2 separate regions of the Homo sapiens genome follow, and region 2 is linked to region 1. A link is a loop called in an ENCODE intact Hi-C map of the cell type or tissue named here. Cell type or tissue: heart right ventricle. All regions are shown on one strand.

The links. A loop is a pair of places that touch in the nucleus more often than their neighbours do. Peaks named below come from ENCODE experiments on the same cell type or tissue, not always from the same donor. Only the 100,000 strongest peaks of a DNase experiment are listed, where the experiment ranks them.
Region 2: it touches region 1 in a loop (5-fold over the local background); 73 of 110 quality-filtered maps call a loop at or near these places.

The regions. Positions count from the first base shown.
Region 1 is chr10:59,239,331-59,241,830 of GRCh38, forward strand. The region is part of intron 4 of PHYHIPL (phytanoyl-CoA 2-hydroxylase interacting protein like); the gene reads left to right. Among named protein-coding and RNA genes, the nearest start is that of PHYHIPL, 64 kb to the left of the region's middle. In heart right ventricle, a CTCF peak has its summit at 1,459 (motif pointing right); no DNase peak of the experiment used is centred here.
Region 2 is chr10:59,616,438-59,618,937 of GRCh38, forward strand. No RefSeq gene overlaps it. Among named protein-coding and RNA genes, the nearest start is that of SLC16A9, 92 kb to the right of the region's middle. In heart right ventricle, no CTCF peak of the experiment used is centred here; no DNase peak of the experiment used is centred here; H3K27ac peaks cover 734 bases.

The DNA.
Region 1 (2,500 bases):
AGAGCTTGTGCACGGAAACTCCCCTTTTAAAACCATCAGATCTCATGAGACTCATTCACTATCATGAGAACAGCACAGGAAAGATTTCCCCCTCCCCATAATTCAATCAACTCCCACTGGGTTCCTCCCATGACATGTGGGAATTGTGGGAGTTACAATTCAAGATGAGATTTGGGTGGGGACACAGCCAAAACATATCAGCTGTTATCTTGAATTAATTATCATGAGGATAATCTCCTTTGTTTACTTTTAAATTCTAGTGATTTTACTAGAATTTCTAAGATAGCCTATGTTTATCCCTGGAAGCAGTTCCTGAGAAGTTAAAAGAACTCTATCCTGCAGGTAGTTTTTATATTTACAGCACTTTCATATTTGTAGAAGAAAATTTGAAGAGAATAAATAGCCAGATGTCTGTTTTGTGTTTTAAAAGCCTTAGTCTCACTAAGGCTTTTAAAATGGCAAATGCTATATAGGTTGTAAAACTTCTTACACAGCATTCCCTATAATTTATCATTTTAAAAGCTTCACTTCAGACTCTAAAGCATCTTAAGTTGACAGGACTATGTATGAAAAATATTTAGGAAACTTTGTTGTGTTCTTTGTATTTGTTTGTTTGAAGACCATGGTTCCAGATTTAAATCAGCTTCAAGCTGTGGAAAATGCAACAGGAATCAGAGAGAGAAGAACACACGTAGGCATCTGTGTTCTTCAAATTAAGTACTTAGCAATAGAATGTATTTTTATATATTTTGATGGTGAAAAAATATTCCTGCCATTTGTTTGAATATCTTATAAATACAGAGTTTAGTCCTTCATTTTCTCAATTGGTATATACCCTAGAGTCCATATATTTCCTGGTAGATACCATTCACCTAATTTAGAGAGTACAGACTGATAGATATAACATAAATTATTGTGCTTGTCAGTTGTGGATTGGCAATGACCATATAGACTTAGCAAGGAAGGTGTTTCTTTATACAGATGCTCCTTGACTTGCAATGGGGTTATGTCCTGTTAAACCCATTGTAAGTTGAAAATATCAAGTTGAAAATTCATTTAATACACCTAACTTACAAAACATCATAGCTTAGCCTAGCCTCCTTAAACATTTTCAGATAACTTACGTTAGCCTACAGTTGGGCAAAATTATCTAACAGAAAGTCTATTTTATAAAAAAAAAAAGTGTTGAAAAGATCAACATTCAAAGTACAGTTTCTACTGAATGTGCATCATTTTCACACCATCATAAAGTCAAACAATTGTAAGCCAAACCATCATAAGTCAGGGACTGTCTGTATTTGTTACGCATAAAATTTGAAAACAAAAAAAACCCCTCCATATTTCTGTTGTCTTTGGTAAGAAATACATCAAAAGAATAAATAATTACATCTTTGATTTTAGGTTTATATTCCTGGAACATTGCCAATATCTATTTTAGGTGGCCACTGGAGGGCAGTATCTCTCTGTGATTTTTCTCTGTCCCTTAGATGGGAACTGGCCTTTGTTTTTAGGTCCTTTAGTAATCTAAAGTTTGCTTCATCTGTTTTCAAAAATGCTTCCAAGAATAAATAAATAAAGACAGAGTGCCTAGAAAATGGATAATTATTGTGTATATTGCATGATTTTACTCCCAGCTACCAGTATGAAAGCTGTGTTTACTAACAAGAAAATTTACCTTTGTTAAGTTTTCCATAATGATAGTTATAAAATCCATGTAAAATATGTCTTGGTGCAGTACGTATAAATAAATATACTTTCCACAGAGTGGTATAATTTTTCAACATTGCTTTTTTAAGAAGCCTTATTAAAAAGTAGTAGACATAAATTCCATGGATGTTGATTTTCTTTTTGTCATTAACTCTAATTAAGACACATTTCCTTGATTAAAATCCATTTTAAATATCATCTTGTTATTCAGAATGCTTGAATAGAAAGGAAACTTTTAATTACTGGATACACTTTCCAAAGTTTATAATCCATTTTGAATTATGAAAAACTGGATAAATACTTACTCAGTCCATAAGAAATCAACTCATTTTGACCTCTTCCTCTAGAAATGAATTCCTAAATGAACATTACTTTCCCATACTCCAAATGAAAACACCACTTTCTTTCTTACCTCTTGTTCATATTCACTAGGTAGTCTAATTGTCCTTAAAACTCCTTTTATATCTGAAGGGTTTCAGGAATTCACTGAGATTGGTAGACATGTGTAGGAATTCCTCTACCTCTGGTGTCAAATTGTATATCCTCAAAGTGTAGGTTCTAGTACATATTTTCTGTTTATATATATGTTGCTGTTATTATTTCATGTAATTGCACTTATAGATCCATGTAGGACACATATCATAGATATTTGGATTTTGTTAATGAGAATGTAACAAGGGCGAGAAATTTTGAACAGGGACAAGATGGGTAGATTCTCTTTTCCTTATTTCGCCCACATCTATCTATTGTTTACTCTTCACTCAAGAAACAGTCATTATTGAGCACTTCAATA
Region 2 (2,500 bases), 380 kb after region 1:
ACATGAGCTCCCCAGCCTTCTCTTGGCAGAGAATGCACTTTTAAAAACATACACCTTATTTTTAAGGCTGGGCGCTGTGGCTCATATCTGTAATCCCAACATTTTGGGAGGCCGAGGCAGGCAGATCACTTGAGATCAGGAGTTCAAGACCAGCCTGGCCAACATAGTGAAACCCCGTCTCTACTGAAAATACAAAAACTAGCTGGGCGTGGTGGCATGCACCTATAATCCCAGCTACTTGGGAGGCTGAGGCAGGAGAATCACTTGAACCCAGGAGGCGGAAGTTGCAGTGAGCCTAAATCGCACCACTGCACTCCAGCCTGGGTGACAGAGTGAGACTCTGTCTAAAATAAATAAATAAATAAACAAAAATTAAATAAATGAAAATCAAAAACATACACTTTTAGAATAGATTTTACTTCTAGATTTACCCAAAAAAATGAGAAGATAATACAAAGAGTTCCTCTATGCCCATCCCACACAGTTTCAATTAACATCTTACATTATAGCCTATCTGTTACAATTAATGAGCTAATGTCGATAAATTATTAAAGTCAAAAGTGCAGTAAGGCTGGCATGGTGGCTCACACCTGTAATCCTAGCACTCTGAGAGGCCAAGGCAGGCGGATTGCTTGAGCTCAGGAGTTTGAGACCAGCCTGAGCAACATGGCAAAATTCTGTCTCTACAAAAAATACAAAACTTAGCTAGGCATGGTGGTGCACTCCTGGAGTCCCAGCTACTTGGGAGGCTGAGGTGGGAGAATCACTTGAGCCCAGGAGTTCGAGGGTGCAATGAGCCAAGATTGTGCCACTGAACTCCCAAAGTGAGACCCTGTCTCAAAAAAAAAAAAAAAAAAAAAAAAAGAATCAATAGTACAATACATTCAAGACTTCCTGATGCCCTATTTCTCTTCCAGGATCTCATCTAGAATCTCACATTACCTTTAGTGGTCATGTCCCCTTAGGGTCTTCTTGGCTGTGACAGTTTTTTAGTCTTTCCTTATTGTTAATGATCTGGACAGTTTTGGGGAATCTTGATCAGATATATTGTAGGATGCCCTCACTATTGGGATTTGTCTGATGTTTTTCTCATGATTAGACTAGAGTTACAGGTTTTAGGGGAGGAAGATCACATAGATAAGTGAAACTTTCATCACATCACATTAAAGGCACATACTATTGATATGACTGTTAATGTTTACCTTGGTCAATTGGCTAAAGTAATATTTGTCAGATTTCTCCACTGTAAAGCTACTCTTCTTTTCCCCTCTCCCTTTCAATACTGTGCTCTTCAGAAGGAAGTCACTATGCACAGTCCACATTTAAGGAGTGGGAGTTATGTGCCACCTCTCCTAAGGCAATTTTACCTACATACATTTGCCTACATAAATTTTTTTGAATTCTTCCACATAGGAGATTTGTCTCTTCTTCCCCATTTATTAACTTATTCAATCATTCACTCTAATCAATATGGGCTTGTGGATATTTTTCTTACACTTTGGGTTATAATAGGATGTACTTTTACAAAGATATAAAATATTAAAATACAGTGTTCCAGAAAAACCACAAGAGCTATGATCCAAGCCCTGCCTGTGCTGCTGAAATAATCGATGTCATTTATTGGGACAATCTGTTTCCATGTCCAGCTCTGTCCCTCTGGGGATAGTTCTCCTGCTATGAAAAATAAAAAAGATTAAAAGTTAAATGCTGAGCCCAGTCTTTCTCATTCCAGCCATACCTGACTTGTGGCTTCTGTCTGCAATACTCATTTAAGAAATACTTGCAAAATGATCAGTCCATGAAACAGTGAGTCCCTAAATCTCTTAAAAGTGCTATTTGCTGTCCAATAAGGCAGTAAAGAACATTTTCCCTAGGATGTACTGTGGTTCAGACAGAAGCCCTGATTTTGCATAGAGCTCTTTCTCTTTTATTTCTTCACACACAACAATTGGAAAATTGACTTTCCCAGGAAAAAGGAGGGAGGCACATTTTTGTGCCTGTAATTGAACGTCAATGTTGAACTAAGAATCTCTCACATGACATAATAAAATTCATATCAAAGCATATTTAGATTTTTAGTTTATTGTTTAAAAAAACAAAGGTCTTTTGAACCCAAGGGAGGCATTCCCAACAAAGCACTCCTCTAAGAGAAGGTCAAGCATCGTGGGCAGGAATAGCACTGTTTTTCTGTATTCCTTCAGTACCCACGTACAATAGATGATAAATAAATACATGTGAGTTAATTAACTAATTGGAAGAACCCAGGCTCCTGCATCAGGAGGCCCACGTACCTGTCCATGACCTGGCTGTCTGTGCTGGAATCACTTTGTGATTCTGTGGCTCAGATTTTTTTTAGCAGGGGTAGGAGAGGCTGTTCATTCCAACTATCAAAAAGCAAAAACACTGCACATACTTTGTACTGGAAATTCTTAGGCTTCAAAATACGTTCCAGGAAACCGACTGAGAAAATGTCACTGCTGGGTGAAAGTAGCCAGATTGA